2 separate regions of the Homo sapiens genome follow, and region 1 is linked to region 2. Evidence: chromatin loops called from intact Hi-C (ENCODE). Cell type or tissue: heart left ventricle. All regions are shown on one strand. Links, peaks and the distances in the headings refer to the core of each region. The heading gives the core; the rest is flanking DNA. Region 1 overlaps NIBAN1 (niban apoptosis regulator 1). Region 2 overlaps NIBAN1 (niban apoptosis regulator 1).

What was found. Peaks named below come from ENCODE experiments on the same cell type or tissue, not always from the same donor. Only the 100,000 strongest peaks of a DNase experiment are listed, where the experiment ranks them.
Region 1: a loop joins it to region 2, with 3 times the contacts of the local background. A loop is called at or near these places in 20 of 110 quality-filtered maps.

What each region holds. Positions count from the first base shown.
Region 1 is chr1:184,888,676-184,897,959 of GRCh38, reverse strand. It overlaps NIBAN1 (niban apoptosis regulator 1), which reads left to right. Exons shown (of 14, transcript NM_052966.4): 3 at 3,754-3,885; 4 at 7,738-7,852. Among named protein-coding and RNA genes, the nearest start is that of NIBAN1, 81 kb to the left of the region's middle. In heart left ventricle, for the core only: no CTCF peak of the experiment used is centred there; no DNase peak of the experiment used is centred there; H3K4me3 peaks cover 612 bases; H3K27ac peaks cover 5,487 bases.
Region 2 is chr1:184,950,237-184,959,520 of GRCh38, reverse strand. The region is part of intron 1 of NIBAN1 (niban apoptosis regulator 1); the gene reads left to right. Among named protein-coding and RNA genes, the nearest start is that of NIBAN1, 20 kb to the left of the region's middle. In heart left ventricle, for the core only: a CTCF peak has its summit at 5,197 (motif pointing right); no DNase peak of the experiment used is centred there; H3K27ac peaks cover 3,304 bases.

The DNA.
Region 1 (9,284 bases), core at 880-8,879, 62 kb after region 2:
GGGCGAGAGGGGAGAATGGAAACTGGGGAGCAGGATACTGTAGCATCTGAGGGAAGAATGATGCCAAATTGGACTGGGGTGGTGATGGTCATGGTTGTGAGGAGAGGTGCTTATGATAGAGCTGACAGAACATACTGTTGGGTTGGGTGTGAGATAATAGAAGAAGAGAGAAATCAGTGATGACTTCTTGGTTTTTAACCAGAGCAAATAAGTGGATGGAGTTGCCTTTTACTTAGAAGGAAGAGTCGGAGTGAATGGGATCACGAGTTCCCTTTTGGCCATGTTAAGTTTGAGATGCTAGTGTGGAAATGTTGAATAGGCCATTAGATGTTTTCATTTGGAGCTCAGCAGAGTGATTGAGCCTGGAGAATAGAAATTTGGAAGATGTTAGCTTATAACTAGTATTAAGGCCATGGGCCATAAAACAGGGAAAGACTATAGACAGAGAAAAGAAACAGTACACTGGCCCCTTCAGCATTTGGAGATCAGAAAAAGGAGAAGGATCCAGCAAAATGGACTAAGAAGAAACGGTCTATGGAGTAGGAGAAAAATCAGAAAAGCATAATGTCCCAGAAGGCAAATAAAAAAGGGGTTTCAAAATTAAGAACTCAATCCCATTTATAATAGCCACCCCCACCCACCACACACACACACACACACACACACACACACACACACACACTTAGGAGTACATTTAACCAAGGAGATGAAAGATCTCTACAAGGACTACAAAACACGGATGAAAGAAATTGTAGGCAACACAAACTAATGGAAACACATCCCATGCTCACAGATTGGAAAAATCACTATCATTAAAATGACCATGTTCCCCAAAGCAATATACAGCTCCAATTCAATTGCTATCAAATTACCAATGTCATCTTACACAAAATTAGAAAAATTAATCCTAAAGTTCATAGGGAACAAATAAAAGCCTGAATAGCCAAAGCACGCCCAAGCAAGGGAACAAATCTGGAGACATCACATTGCCTGACTTCAAATTATACTACAAGGCTATACTAACTAAATCAGCATGGTACTGGTACAAAAATAGACACATAGACCAATGGAACAGAATGGAGAACCCAGAAATAAAGCCACATACCTACAACCAACTGATCTTTGATAAAATCAACAAAAATAAATAATGAAGAAAGGATACCCCATTCAATAAAAGGTGCTGAGAAAACTGGCTAGTCATATGCAGAAGAATGAAACTGGACCCCTATCTCTCATTATATACAAAAATTAACTTCAGATGGATTAAAAACCTAAGTGTAAGTCCTGAAACTATAGAAATCTTAAAAGAAAACTTAGGAAAAACTCTTCTGGACATTTGCCCAGGAAAAGAATTTGTGATGAAGACCCCAAAAACAAATGCAACAAAAACAAAAATAGAGAAATGGGACTTAGTTATGCTAAAAAGCCTATACACAAAAAAGAAATAGTCAACAAAATAAACAGATAACCTACAAAATGGGAGAAATATTTGCAAATTATGCCCCTAACAAAGGACTAATATCCAGAATCTACAAGAAACTCAACAAGAAAAAACAACCCCATTAAAAACTGGGCAAAGGACATGAACAGACATTTCTCAAAAGAAGACATACAAGTGGACAACAAACACATGAAAATATGCTCAATATCACCAATCATCAGAGAAATGTATATTAAAACCACACCAAGATATCATCTTACAGCAGTAAGAATGAATGTCATTAAAAAGTCAAAAAATAACAGATGATGTGGATGTGGAGAAAAGGAAATGCTCATACACTGTTAGTGGGAATGTAAATTAGTTCAACCCCTACGGAAAATAGTATGGAGATATCACAAATAACTAAAAAAGAACTATCATTCGACTCAGCAATCCTACTACTGGGTATCTACCCAAAGGAAAATAAATCATTATATAAAAAGACTCCTGTATGTGTGTGTTTATCACAGCACTATTTTTAATAGCAAAGCCATGGAACCAACCTAAGTGTGCACCAGCGGTTGATTGGATAAAAAAAATGTGGTATATATACACCACAGGATGCTACACAGTCATAAAAAAGAACAAAATCATACCCTTTGCAACAACATGGATGGAGCTGGAGGCCATTATCCTAAGTGAACTAACTCAGAAACAGAAAATCAAATACCACATGTTTTCAGTTATAAGCAGGAGCTAAATAATGGGTACACATGGACATAAAGATGGAGAGAATAGACTCTGGAGACTCCAAAAGTGGGGAAGGTGGGAGGGGAGTAAGGGTTGAAAAATTACCTATTGGGTACAATGCTCAAGATTTGGGTAATGGGTACACTAGGAGCCCAGTCCCCACCGTTACACGTAATACCCATGTAAGAAACACACGTACCCCTTGAATATAAAATTTAAAAAACTAAAAATAAAAAAGAAGGGGTTTCAAGAGAGAATAAGTGATAAGTGAGTCACATAATGCTGAGAAGTTAACCAATATATTTAGCAGCATGAGTACATAGGGATAAGTGATTGCTTTCCCTCATAAAACAGTGATCTCAAAATTTAGGGAGCTTGTTAAAATGCACATTATGGCCCACAGCTCCAGAGATTCTGATATAGTAAGTCTATCGTGAGGCCCCATTTTTAACAAGCTTATCAGTTGATTAAGTGGTCCAGGTTTTAAGAAAAGCTGCACATAAGAACTATGAAGTTCAGCTTATGCCATGGTTTCAGTTTCATTTAAAGAGAAGAGATTCTCTCTTACCTTTTAATGAGGCAAGATAGGGGACTGCCGCATTATCTGTCTCCTATCTTGCCTCATTAAGCACTGGAATTTGGAAGGGAATTTGTTTCATCCCTTAGATTATTCTTAAAAGAGATTGGCATATCTATTTTTTTTCTGTATAGCTCATTTAAAATTTTACTTGAAAGTAGAGGGGTAAGTTTCTGAAGGCACTATGATTTTTTAATAAAGGGAAAATAGATGTAAACTCAGTGACATGTAAAAGAAAAGAGGCCCATTTGTATATTTTGAAATAATATGAAAATTACACAATGAAGCCGGATGGGAATTATCCTTACACAGTTAATCCAATGGAAGATGTAACTAGGAATCTAATGGAAATGCCCGCACAGCACATATATCACCACAGTTAATAAGAAATCCTCAAACTTTTCAGTAGAAGCGGTGGAACTCAGGTGTTCTGGCTTGATACCTGCTTGTTCTTTAACCAAATAGCAAACATGATCTCCTTGAGTAGCATGGAGAGGGGTCCCCATGGCTTTGGGTTTAGGAAAACCATTGAGAATTGGAGGCAGCATCGGCAGGTGTAATGGATAGGGGAACGGTCTGTTAATTCTCCCGCTTTGCGGGGATTAACCCTGAGTCATGTTCAGGGTGTCCAGGTAGGTATCCACACTTACACTTTCCTGCCTCACTCCCTCTCTCCCATAGAGTTTATCAAGCATTTATTGAGTGCCACATGCATGCAAGGCATAATAACCTTATTACTATAATTCCTTCTACCATATGCTTCTGTTCCTATAGCATAATAGAGGGAAATGAAAATCATAAAAATACCAATAAGACAAATATTTACATTGGGTCAAGTGGAGTAGGAAAGGGAAATTGTGGGGGGAGAGGAGGAAGCAACAGTTTCCCCAGGATCTCAGTGGAAGATAGTTTCCTAAACTATTCCTTGAAATAGCATGGATAACTTTGTGGTAACAAGGTGTGTTATCTTTTGTTGTGATAGTTAATTGTATTCATCTTCTTTAAGCCACCATTGGCGCCTGGAACTATTTTGTATGAAGCAGAGCTATCACAATTTTCTGAAGACATAAAGAAGTGGAAGGAGAGATACGTTGTAGTTAAAAATGATTATGCTGTGGAGAGCTATGAGAATAAAGAGGTAAGACACTTCTTTGTTACTACTGATTCTTACACTGTTCTTAAAAGTTTGGCTCGGTTGATTGGTGTGCCCTCTCCTTCCTACAAGGCTATACTAACAAAATCAGCATGGTACTGGTACAAAAATAGAGACTGATTCATTCAATAAGCACTCATTCATGTAGGTATCTATTTCAGCTAACAGATACTGATTGAATGCCTACTGCATACCAAGTGTTATACAAGGTTCTGGGTATACAGCAGTTGATAAGACAGATGCTTGCCGTCTAGTGGCAAGATAGACTTTGAACAAGTGATTGCAAGTGAGTATGAAGACAGAAGGACCAGTATTTGGCATGGGAGCCTTTCCTATGATCATTCAGCCTTGAGGTCTTTCTCAGCCACCATCCTGACATCTCTGCTCTATGTCTCTGTCTTCCCACTCTGAAGCCCTGTGCATGACAGGTGGCTCAGGAGTTATTTCATAGGTTGCTATTAAATTTGAATCTGCCTGGGTTTTCCTGGGTTCCTAGGAATTCAGAATGCCTCACATACTTTATTTCCATGGAGGTATTTTTTTTTCATTTAACTTTTTTCTGGTTATTTCACTATTTTCCTTGTCTGTAAAATGTGGAGAAAGTGAGATAATGGGTGTAAAGCATTCAGCCCCTGGGAGGACTTTAGTTTTTATTGGTTCCCATTTCTTTCCTTATGTAGGAAGGTAGTGTGGTATAGGGGAAAGAATAGCAGGCAGTGAATTTGGCAAACTAAAGGTTAGGTCAAGTTGTGCCATTAACTAGAAATGAACCTGTTGACAAGTGACTTCTTGCCTTCAGTCCTCAATTAAGCTAAACAGTTAGGTCAAATGATCCCACTATCCTCCCAGATCTCATACTGTACACATTTTTTAGTCTGCATAGACCCTCAAGCTCCCTTTGAAATGAACAGCTACTATTTATCAGTGAACGACAGTAACAGATTTAAAACTCTGCTCTCTGGCCTCTAAGCTCAAGAATAGTCAAGATGGCGAGGTGCAGTAGCTCATGCCTGTAATCCCAGCACTTTGGGAGGCCAAGGCAGGTGGATCACCCGAGGTCAGGAGTTAGAGACCAGCATGGCCAACATGATGAAACCTCATCTCTACTAAAAATACAAAAATTAGCTGGGCATGCTGGTGCATGCCTGTAGTCTCAGATACTCAAGAGGGTGAGGCAGGAGAATCACTTGAACTCGGGAGGTTGAGGTTGCAGTGAGCTGAGATCACCCCAATGCACTCCAGCCTGGGTGACAGAGTGAGACTCTATCTCAAAAAAAATAAAAAAAGAGTAGTCAAGATAGTCTTCACAGAGCACTGTGAGGACTACACCTGATGCTAGGAAGAGGCTTCAGACTGACAGACCAATCTGTTTCCTTCCCATTTCTGATGGAAAATAGAAATAAAATATACTACAAACTTATTTCACAGGCTACCAGGCAAAGCTCAAGTGCTCTCTTGGGTAGACTTACTCTTTTCAACATTTATTAAGCTAATATTTTCTCTGCTTATCAATATTAGGATTTTATTCAACACTTAATTTGTACTCAGCAACAAAGTATCAATACACTACAAATAGTGATGATAATAACAAGACACCTTATGTTTTGTATGACTCATTACAACGTCCTTTCAGAGGAGCTTGAGGAGGGACAGTGTAGCATAATATGGTTCATACTATGGGCTTTGACTCATACCTTTACCACTTACTAGATAGGCGCCCTTGCCTAAGCTATAAATCTTGAGCCTCAGTTTTCTCATCTGTAAAATGAGATCTGCGTGATTTCTTTGCCATGGTGTTGAGAGGAGTAAGTGAATGAATGTACGGAAGCATTTAGCATATGGCTGGGCCTGTGGTAAAGCTAGAGCTGGGTGTGGAGCAGTTGCTGGTATGATTACTACTAACCCATTGGGAAGAAACAGCCCTAGATCTTGTTCTTGGATTTATTAAAGTTTTTCACTGCATTTAACACTAACTGAGGTTTCATTTTGAATCAAATGTTGGTGTTTTTCCTCTTTTCACTTATTTCAGCTTGCTCTCTCAGCTTGCAGTTTGTACATTGCACTGCTTTTTCTTTGTTCATCGTTTTTAACTGAACCTGTTCAAATTGTTAAGATATGGTGACTTAATTTGGTAATAACCAAGTGTTTTTTGAAACTTGGAATTCTTTTAAAGTCCACGCAGTTTGTCATAATTTCTTGAAGTTTTAATAATATCTTCTTTTTTTAATTTATGGAAGTATCTTATAAAATTATATCTAAGAATTATGCATTAAGTACCTGTAAGTCATCTATTATTTTATTTAGAGTCCAATTCTGGCTGGCAATTAAACAGGAAAAGTAAAACATTCTCACTTGATAATCAGTTTCTATTTTGTGTGCACTGGGGCTGGACAGGCATGAATATAAATCCTGGATGTGTCACCTACTCACTGCTGGGCCATGGGCAAGTTATTCAGTCTCTTTGAGCTTCATGTTTCCCATTTGAAAAATGGAGATAACATGTAATGCATAGTACTGTTTTGAGGATTAAGTGGTATAATGCTTATAAAAGCCAATATTGGGGCCTGTTATAACTAGTAATACAATTCACTTTTGAGTCCAGTCTAAATCAAATTGCTTGTAAATCTTCTTAATATCATACAAGTTTAGATTCTTCTCTCAACATTATTGTTTCACTATAATGTAGCTCTGTGGGAGTTCTTAGAGCTGTAAGGTATTATTTCATGGGGAGCCCTCAATTATGTATAGATCCTCCTTCCTGGGTTAATCATTTATTCAGAAGAGTCCTCCAATCGTCTTTCTTAGGATGAATAGGTCAGGCTGCCAGAATTCTGTGTTAGTGGGTATATTCTGGTTCCCTCACATGCTTAAGCAGTTGATTAGTCGTTGTTACAAGTAATTTAGATATCTGAGAGTTTGTTTCATTTGGATCTCTTCACTATCTTATTGCTGCAGAACGTGTTATCGTTACTCTGATTATGTTGGTCAGATCAACATTATTTAGTCATTTCCAAGAGTAAATTCTAGATTTTGGGTCTCAAACTTTCTTAGTTTCAATTCTCAACTTGCCTTTAGATTACTAGTTTCAGAATTTTGCCTTGACTTAAGCCCTCCCGTCAGATGCACATACTTAAATGTTATCTTATCTGCATGTCCTTGTGGGCATAGGTGCTTACCAAACTGCTTTGGCAATGCCCTGTGCCTCTTTTCTGTGTCTCAAATAGCAGAGCTTCTTGTCTGCTGGCCAGCATTTGTTCTGATGTCACAGTGCTGTACTTCCATCTCAACCATTTTGCTGCAAAACAGTTTCACATCTGAGGGCAAAATAGTGGCATATTTTATGCCAACATTTTCATGTTTTGATGAAAATCCATGGTAACTATCATTGCAGCTACGTGTTCCACAGTCTCATTAGTCATCCTATGTGGCCCACATCAGTCACCAAGCATTCTGTGCAGTATTTGTGTGATCGTCACCTTTGTGGTTATTATCAGAATGATTTAGTTGTTAGCATCTGAAATGGCAAATGTGGTGCAGACTTTCAGGGTTACTGAGATTATGTTTTCCACATTCGAGAACATACCTAGGGTAAATCTCCCTGAGATTAGGGACTCTGATTTACCATGTTGTGACTGTCACATGAAAGTATTAAAATATTACCTTGCCATTAGCAGGTATTCAAAACATATTTTTTGAGTAAATGACTATAACTCAATAACATAGTATGGGGATTGCTATCTCTGAATGTCTGAATCTGTCTATTTGTTATATCCCTGATATTTTCCAAAAATCAAATGGGGAAAAAGATATCATTCCTGTGTGCCTTTCCCTCCCCAGGCCTATCAGAGAGGAGCTGCTCCTAAATGTCGAATTCTTCCAGCCGGTGGCAAGGTGTTAACCTCAGAAGATGAATATAATCTGTTGTCTGACAGGCATTTCCCAGACCCTCTTGGTGAGTTGCTGATCATTCTTTTCCAAGGCAAAATGACTAAGCTTCTTTGTTTAGCTGGAGCAGTGTTTCTCTGTGAAGGAGAGGGATTTCCCTCCAGGGACATTTGGCAGCATCTGGAGACATTTTTGTTTGTCACAATTGGAATCGGGGTGCTATGGCATTTAGTGAATAGAGGCCAGGGATGCTACAAAACATCCTACCATGCACAGGACAGACCCTAACAAGGAAGAGTTATCTGGTACAAAGTATCAGTAGTGCCAAGGTTGAGAAACCCTGGGCTAGTCACTCATGTCCCATAGACAAGTGGAAGATGTGATTTCTCTAGTTGAGGAAAACATTTTACCACTTCCATTATTTCTAATCCCATTCAATAATACACAGTCAGTCTCTGTGTTTCTAGCACATGGAAAATGTGCTGTCAGCCAGGTATCTTGAAGCTTTTGGAATATATTGCAGGCTTTGATAGCACTCCACAAGGCAGCAGAAATAAACAGGTAGGGCCCAGTCCATGAAATATACAATCCCATCTTCTAGTAAGCAAGCCTGGACCTGTCAGGGAATACTATTTTTCTAATTTTAGGATGATATGCAACTAAATACCCTAAATAGACAAAAAACCTTTTAATAAGTGTTACAGTAACTCATAGCTACTGTGAAAAAAAAAAGCATTGCATTAATTTGCATATCTATAAATAAAGCTGGGATGCTGCCATGGAAAGATAATTGGGAGATTGGATTTTTATCTAGTTCTGGCTGTGCCACTTACCAAATGCTTTAGCTTAGCCGGCTGCTGAACAGCTCTGGTTTCTGTTTCTCCAACTCAAAAACAGGGCTTTGAACTTAAAAACCTAGAAGGGTCTTTCTAGGTCTAACCTTCTTTGATTCTCATTCATTCCACTTTTTACATGTGGAGAAATGATGGATAATATATAGACTAAATAAGGCAATTCATAGAGATTCATGAAGTGTGGATAATGTAATAACTCCATTTGGCTTTGCATAAATCATACTACATAGTAATTACTTGGTTCTTGAAGAGAGCCCTGGTTCTTATTAACGGACATAATAATTTCATTAGAATTTATGGAGAAAAACATAATCATTTTATCAATTGTTATTTCGGTGCTGAGTGCTTAACATAGTGTTTTTAATAACACAATTACAGGATTGGTACATGGACCATAAACTAAGATTAACAAATTATTACTAAGTAATTCATGCTAAAACAACACTTTATGTGCACTATGCATATTATTATATTTTCTTTTACATCTACTTATATGCCCTTGGCAGTGGAGCTGCAGCTAGAAATGGGAATACCAACATGTTGACTCATCCAAATCTCTCTAAAACTTTCCAATGAAATCAGCCAGAAGAGACAATATGTTTATTGATTTATTGCTGTAATCATATTGGAGGGAATGAAAAGGAC
Region 2 (9,284 bases), core at 792-8,791:
ACAAGTATAAAGAAAATAAATCAATAGAAATAGACTCAGGAATTATAGACATGGCGAAATTAGCAGACAAAGATGGTAAAGCAGTCATTATATGCTCCATGTGCGAACACAGAGGCAAACGTGAACATGATGAGAAAAATGGAAGATATAAAAAAATCTTCCTAGTCTCCAGTCTTCAGGCAAGAGCAATATGACTACTGTGTTTCTGTAGCCTGCTGGAACATCTAGGCAGAATGTAGCTGTACTGCCCTGCTACCAACATTCTCCATGGAGTTGGGAGAGGAACGAAGTAGCCTGCAGAGAACTGAATGTACACTGGGAGCTGCTGAGATGTGGCTGGTCTGGGGCCAGACAGCTGAGCAGGATCAGTTCAGAAATGAGGGAAAACTGTGGATGTTCCTTTAAAAAGCACATCATTATTGGTGGCCTTGTGCCCTTAATTCTGGTTCGCACACAGAACAAGTGACAATTTCCATGATTAGCTAAAAAGAATTCAGAGATTTTCCAAATTTGGATTGAATGCGTTTGTTTAAAGGATTATTTCCTGTGTAACTCATTCAACACAAGTTATACAGGAAAAATTGCCTAAGCAAAGCAGATGCAGGCTTAGAGTTAAAATAAAGCCAAATTTTATGAGCAACAATGGCAAATGTGTAATATCTGGAGTATAAATATTTAAAATGGTTTTGTTAGAGAGGAGAATTAAATTAGTAACAATAATTGAAATGTATGGTTTACATTTAAAGTAAGTAAGAATTTTAGAGCATGACTAAGACCTGAGCATGTCAAGTGAGATATCAGTTCCTAACTAAAAATGCTAACTCCTGGCCTGAGAAATGATAATCACTGTAGTAAAAGCTAACATTTATTGAGTGCCTACTATGTGCCAGGCAAGTAAATATCTTAGACGAAAGGTAACAGGGTATCAAATGCTCTTCCAGAAATTCTAAGTGTTTCTTTTAGAAATTCCAAGTATACATAGCTTTTTCTTTAATGAAAAGGAGTATCAGCGTGATAGGATTTGAACGCTCAGCTGCTTTAGCTACCTTAAATGAGCTAAGTGGAAACATTTACTAAACTTTTGATTCAATATCTTAATTCTAAATTATTTGGCTATTTGTGTGTGTGTGTGTGTGTGTGTGTGTGTGTGTGTGTGACTCCTCTGTCACACAAGCTGGAGTGCAGTGGTGTGATCTTGGCTCTCTGCAACCTCTGCCTTCCAGCTTCAAGCGATTCTCATGCCTCAGCCTCCTGAGTAGCTGGGACTACAGGCTCCTACCACCACAGTTGGCTATTTTTTATTGTTTTGTATTTTTAGTAGAGATGGGGTTTCACTATGTTGGCCAGGCTGGTCTTGAACTCCTGACCTCAAGTGATCCACCTGCCTTGGCCTCCCAAAATGCTGGGATTACAGGCGTGAGTCACTGTGCCAGGCCTTTGGCTACTTTTTGAAGTGGATATTTTCAGTGGGTGAGATGGTAGATTATAAATAGCTTAATCCAGAAATTAAAAGTCACCTAAATGTTAGCAACACCTAATATGGAATTTATGAATAGCCCAAAGCAGCCTTTGCAGCCACTTTAAGCTAACTTTAAATAAAATGATACCTTTATGCAACTTCTTCATTATCAAATAAAATATTTATATTTGGGAAGTAAGGCATACAATAAAAAATAAATAAATGGAGCTTTCACCTTTGGAAAACAGGCACGATAATTTCCTGAGGACTCGCTGAATCTGAAGTTGGATTCTCTGGAGATTTTGGACTTGTCAACTGGCTGCCTTCAGTTTCTCCTATGAAAATGAGGACAGTAGTAATGCCCAGTGAGAAAAGGAGGGTCAGAAATGAATAATATAATGTAATAAATGTGATATAATTCTCACATTTCCCAGTCCTACCATTATGTTAATCAATTTGTTTTACTATCAGTAATGGCATCAGGCCTTTGCAGAGTAAATGATTGGCTTTCACATACTGCTGAATAATACCTAGCCCACACATTTGTTCTGCAGACTAATTAATGTTTCAGAGTGTTTAAACACAATGCCTCTACAGAAGCAATGGCATTATAATGTGTTGGGACACTCTAGTGTTGTAATTAGTACTAATTAGGTTCTTTTCAACAGCTTGTTGAATTTACAAATTACTGCCTGTGAGGTATTCTGCTTTATTTATTCATTATGAAAGAGTCGGACGCAGGGTTTAAATAGGCACCTTTAAACAACTATTCTCAAGGTCCTACACATACTCCTCCCCTCAAACCAGGGAAGGACAATAGGAAGACACCCTTCTCGGAATGGTTGTGAGGGAGAGCAACCCCAGTGCTGTGCTAGGAGCCAGCTCACACTGGCTGGCAACAGCTGAATCCAGGCATCTTTTCCTAACTGTGAGCTCAGTGATATCACATTGATAGCTTGAAACCAGCGATGGTGGGAGTCTTTTTGTGTTGTTGTTGGTTTTTGAGACCCAGTTTACCAGCACATCACTGCTGGTGTCTTCTCTTCAATGCAGGGAAGCTGGTGGCAATGTTAACCAGTGGCAGTGGCCTGAAGCCATGTTTCAGTTGTACATTAATTAGAATGGTCTAACTGCTGAAACAGACATCAACGCTCAGTGGCTTATAGTGATTTGTATCTCACTCATCACACTATCCAGGGTGATTTGGTGGGGGGCTAATGAAGGGCAGTGGGCTTGTGTGTGGACCCAGACTCTTTTCATCTAGTGCATGGTACCATGGACACCTTTGGTGGTTTGTTAAAGCCTATGGACCCCTTTTTAGAGTAACATTTTTAAATGAAAAAAATATAGAGAGGATGATAAAAGAAACCAATTTTATTGAACTGTAGTTATCAAAATATTTTTAAAATCTGTGATATGGTAATATATGTGCTCTTTATTAATGCATTCAATGACAAGGTCTCATGGAGGGTTTAATAACTACTGTCATTTTGAAGAAGTGCTATTCTAAGATATGCAGCAACTTAAATGTGCTACGAAAACATCTGTGAGCTCTATTGGTGACAAAGTCACAAGTACTGCTAAATTACACTGTTTTGTTGCCTACATTCAGGGTTGGAGAAGTGCTGAATTTGAGTTGAAGGTTAATAAAACACAGGTGTTCTTTTCCTCCATTCAGTGTTTGGATGGCCTGAATTCTATCCACAGAGCCCATGAGGGTCTACAGGCTCCAGATCAATAATCTCTGACCTGGCTGGGCATATTCCAGCACCTTAGAAGGCCCAAGGCAAGAGGATCGCTTGAGACCAGGAGTTTGAGGCCAGCCTGGGCAACATAGTGAGACCTCGTCTCTACAAAAAACAAAAATGAGCCAAATGTAGTGGCGCATGCTTGTAGTCCTAGCTGCTAAGGAGGCTGAGGTAGGAAGATCGCTGGAACCCAGGATCAAGAGATGCTGCAGTGAGCTGTGATTGCACAACTGCATTCCGGCCTAGGCAAGAGTGAGAATTTGGCTCTAAAAAAAAAAAACAAACAAAAAGAAAAAATAATCCCTGACCTAATGGCTAGTGGCTTCATGATTCTTAGGGCCACAAAGACACTAAGTGGACACTGTGCATACATCTGCAGATAAGGGCAGATAGACAGTGGAGGATTATGTGGGTAGATTTTGTGCTCCAGGCCTGGAGGTGGCATACATTATTTCTGCCCAACCTTCTCATCTCTACATGACACACCTTGCCTTTGTATCTTTCCATTGGCAATTCCTGTCAAAAGTCCTATCCCTTGTTTTTATTGTCACTTTTTCCTTTATATCACCCTCAACATGTTGAACCTAACATTTCAATGAATACATTTTCTACTTTAAGTGGATTCTAATTTTGAAGGCAGGGTATAGGCTTCATATTCTTTATGTAAGAAAAGTTGAGTCTGGGCTCTGTGGCTCACGCCTGTAATCCCAGCACTTTGGGAGGCTGAGGCAGGCAGATCACGAGGTCAGGAGATTGAGACCATCCTGGCCAACATGGTGAAACCCCGTCTCTACTAAAATACAAAAATTTAGCCGGGCGTGGTGGTGCGCACCTGTAGTCCCAGCTACTCGGGAGGCTGAGGCAGGGGAATGGCTTGATCCTGGGAGACAGAGGTTGCACACTCCAGCCTGGTGACAGAGCAAGTCTCCATCTCAAAAACAAAACAAAAAAGAAAAGGAAAGGAAAGGAAAGGAAAGGAAAGGAAAGGAAAGGAAAGGAAAGGAAAAGAAAAGAAAAGATTGAAGCCTTTTATATCTATTTGTCCATTGCAGCAGCCATTAGGGACATATAACTAATGAGCACTTGAAATGTGGCTAGTCCAAATTAAGATATGATGCAAGTTTAAAATACACACCAATTTTGAAGTTTTAGTACAAAGAAAATAATGTAAAATAATTAATATTATTTAATACAAAACTGCTATTTAATAGCAATTACATATTGAAGTAATACAATTTTGGCCCTATGATTGGGCTAAATAACATATATTAAAACTAATGTAATCAGTTTTTAAAAAATTTTAATGTGGCTACTGGAAGACCAAATAACATTTGAGGCTTACATCTATGGCTCACATGGCATTTCTTTTAGACAGCTGTTCTCGAATAAAGATTCATAGAAGATTCATAGAGCTGCAAGGAAACTTAGAGATAAGCATCTAATCCAACTCTTTTATTGTAATCTCAGAAGCTGAATGAGCTGTTCTCATCTGCCTAGCTAGTAAAGCACACATAGGCTTGGAATTCAGGTCTCCACACTCCTGGTGCAGAGCTCTTTTCATAATCCATGGTATCCAACCAAACCAAACCAAACATTTCCAAGATTTAAGTTTCCAGTTCAAACCAGAATATACTCTGATTCTGAGTTACACATAAGCATCCCGAAAATGACAAGCCTTTTTTCCAATCTGATGTATTTTCAACCCTAGACTTAAAACTTAAGTATAATTTGCCCTGCCCCTGAAGAACTGCAGGCACAAGCAGCCAGCCAGACAGGCTCGTGCTTGACTCCCTCATTAACCCAGATAAAAGAGGCCCTGAGGTCATTTGCCTTTGCCCTGGTCTTCTGCATTTCCCTTAGCTGAATGGTTAAACTCACAAGGAAATGCTAAGATTTTCTTATCTCTTCTGAATTTTCTCTTAAAGGGATGGAAAGATATGAAAACCTAGTATTTCACATGACTACCCCTTTTTCCTAGCCAGGAGGTGGCACCGTGGATAGCAGTTAAGGGAAATAACAGATGAGTTTCATTCTCTTTTGTCTCATTTTCTGTTCTTGGCTTCCACTCTAGACCTATAACCAAATTCCCAAGGTCTGGAATATTTTCTGAACTTTTTGTCCTAGAATAGTCCAAGGTTTCCCCCATCCAACTTACTCTCCCTCTCTAACTCACCGATTTCCATAAAATCACATTTGAGCCGTTGTGTATGTAGATAATGTTTCAGATAAGGGCTTAGATGTTTAAAAAGTTTCTTATCTTAAACAATGTAGTACCAATACATAATCTTTCCCCCTTAGGAATTTTGAGTAATGAAGTGCTCCTTGAATCATATAATTTGCAGTTGAAATTGAAATAACATAATTACCTTATCCAGTGTTCTTTGGAAAACACCGTCACTAGACTCTGAGGTTGTCTCATTTTCTCTGAACTTTCTCACCTTTTTCAGTGATTTCTGGAATGTTAAGTTCTGAGAAGCCATAAGATATGTCTCCTGACCCATGACAACTTTAGTGACTAACCCACTTACTCACACATTTCATGTTTCAGCATTTCCTCCCTTCGGTATCATTATTTGGCACTTCCACGAGAAACTCCTGAGGCGTACTATAGCTAACTACTTTGTTTATTTCAGATCATCACTGCTATTGACATCAGTGGATGTCTGAGAAAGGGAGCACAAACCTTCATGTCTCCACATGTTTTTAATGAAAATATTTGATGCCTTAAGGTGTGCTGATAACCAAACTCAGCATTTCTCCAGGGATATGTTTAAATTTCTGCATTGTTCATTCTAAGGAGAAATATACACATATGATGTATTTTGCAAATGAGCATAAGTTTCACTAAGATATGTAAAAGACGCTTTCAAAATGATATTTATAATATGTCTCATTTTTAGAAGAGTGGACAAAATAAAATGAACTTACAGAGCAACTAAACCCTTAAGAAACATTTACCATAAAATGTTAACTGTGTAGCTTTCTTGATTCAGTAGGGCATTGGCTGTGGAGGTAGAGCACCCAAGTACAGATAATGGCCCCATCTCTTGCTAGCTGTGCTACCTTCTGCAAGTTATCTAGCCTCCTCTAACCTTGGTTTCTTCCACTACAAAGTGGGGATAATAGTACCTCCGAAGGCTGTTGTAAAGACTCATTGCACTAATCCTCGTAAAGCACTTAACACTGTGATAGGGACATGGACTCTCAACAACTGGTTTTATCACTTATAATAGTATACCTTCTGCAACCTAAAGTCAAAGATTTTAAATAAACTGTACATCAAATAAAATACTTTTCTTCAAAATCCTTAGTCAACCATTCCTGGAGCCAGTTGGAATCAGAACTGAATTTCTATATATTTTCTATAATTTATGGAGTTGAGACTTCAGTATGCTTCAGACTTAATAGACAGCATAAACTTGAGGGGCAAGTACATGAACTTGGTGTAGAAGAACTTGTTTGAATCCTGGTTCTGGCACATACCATGTGACTTTGGGCTTGTCTTTAGGCCTCGGTTTTCTCATTAGTGAAACAAGTTGTTTAATTGATTGATTAAGTCTTTTCAAAAAAACTTACTTAGGATGAACTTATAAACCTTAATTTGCAGCATTTAGTTTAGTCCAAGCTTGTGCAATCCATGGCCTGTGGGCTGCATGTGGCCCGGGAAGGCTTTGAATGTGGCCCAACACAAATTTGTAAACTTTCCTAAAACATTATGAGATTTTTTTGTGTGCAATTTTCTTTTTTAGCTCATTAGCTATCCTTAGTGTTAGCATATTTTATGTATGGCCCAAGACAATTCTTCTTCTTCCAATGTGGCCCGGGGAATCCCAAAGACTGGACACCCCTGGTTTAGCCCTTAAAACCTCAAACGTCATGGAACACATCTATTTCTTTTTCTTTTTCTTTTTTTGAGACAGGGTCTTGCTCTGTCGCCCAGGCTGGAGTGTAGTGGTGCGATGGCTCACTGCAACCTCTGTCTGCTGGACTCAAGCTATCCTCTCACCTCAGCCTCCTGAGTAGCTGGGACTGTAGGCATGTGCCACCACACCTGGCTTATTTTTTCAATTTTCTTTTGTAGAGATGAGGTCTTGCTATGTTGCCCAGGCTGATCTTAAACTCTTGGACTCAAGCACTTGCCCACCTTGGCTTCCCAAAGTGCTGGGATTATAGGCGTAAGCCATCATGCCTGGCCTATCTATTTCTTATAATAATGAAGCATTCATTGTGTGTCTTTCCTTCTAGTCATCAAATAGAAATATGCCCTGTTCTGTGAAACGGGATGAACAAAGCAGACTAAATCCCTGCTCTCATGGGACTTACATCATAGAGGTGGTGGTAGGGAGAAATAAAACTAAGAAATAATAAGATGGTATCATTACCAAGGATGATGAAGCAGGGAGGTCAGTGTGGTTACGGAGGAATGAGCAATGGGAACTGTGAGCAGAGACAGGGCAGCAAGGTAGGTGGGATCACATCTCAGGGGGACTTATAGGCCATTGGAAGGACTTGGGCTTTTACTCTGTGTAAGAAGAGAAGCCATGGGGAGTTTCGAGGAGAGGAACGCCATAGTCTGAATTATCTGACTGTTGTGTAGAGAATAGACTGTAGGGGGGACAAGGGAGGAAGCAAGCCAAACAGGAAGAAGCTGGAGCTGTGATCCGGGCCAGGGATTATGGTGGTGTGGACTAGGGGGTAGCTGGAGGTAGGGAGACATGGTTGGGTTATAAATACATTTTGGAGGTAGAGCTGACAGGATTTGCTGATGAAGTATGTGGAATATGAGGGGAAAAAAAGTGGCTTCAAGGATGACTCCACAATTTCTGACCTGAACAAAAGAAAGAATGGAGTTGCTGCTTATTGAAAGAAGGAAGACTGGGGGAACACATTTGATGGAGAAAATGAAGAGTTCACTTTTGGACAGGCTAAGATTGAGGTTCAAGTGGAGATGTCAGCTAAGCAGATGGATGTCTCATCTGATAATCACTGTCATTTGTTAAGTGGCATCCTTAATTACCTGCCAGGCACTAGGGTAAGAACATTACACGTGTTACCTCATCTAAATTCTCATAATAACCCTCCAAGATAGGTACTGTTATCATTTGCAGATGGTGAGACTGAAGCCCAGGGAGACTGTGGCAAAGGCCACACAGCTAATATTTAATGCACATGGTCCTCCTTGAAGCCAATGCCTCACTCTTGCATACAATGTCACTCACTACATAGCCATGAGAGGAGGCGGCTGGGTGTCAGAAAAACTGAGCTGAGTTCATGCTCCCATGAGGAGTTTGCTGTATGGCTTATATCCATTGCCTCAACCTCTTTCTGTCTTAATTCTCATGGATACCTTGAAGGTTATTGAATTCAAGTCAGAAATATCACTTACTATTTAAGAGCAGAAAGATGCTGATGATATATGCTCACAATATATTTTACTTCTGAGGATTACAAGTAATTTTCAGCACCAAATACTGTAATTCAAGGGAGCGGTAAGAACTGTCATGTAATGAAATTATTGTTTCCCAAGGAAATCAGGTTGGATGCTGTTCTATGTCGATTATTGTCTTCTTTTATAGCTGAATTAGGCATGTGGCCATGAATTTTCATTTCTAGCATAACCTAATCGAAAACCAGCTTCTTATTTGTGATGCTACTGAGCAAGTGAAGTTTTTCAATCTATATTTCACGATAGCCTTTAGATGAACAAGCAGAAGTATAATCATGATGTTCTCATTTGCATAAGCATCTTCTTGACAGGTCATCAGATATCTTTATTGTTCTTGGGTACATTTCATGGGCTGCTGAAAGCGTGCATAATGATCTCTAGCAATTCATCTTTTTACCTAGCTTAATGGCCCTTGTTACATATTAGGAGAATGATGGAGTGAAAAGACAAAGTGTCTGGGGCCTGCCTGCCTAAGAATGTGGAGAAAATTACATTGGGGAATAAATTATATTAACTCCTTCTCATCATTCACTTACCTTTTGTAAATTTCATCTCACTATGCTAAACAATCCTGGATGGCCTGGGAAAAAAGTCGTGCACCTTCTCACTAACAGGCTCAGATTCCTTGTTC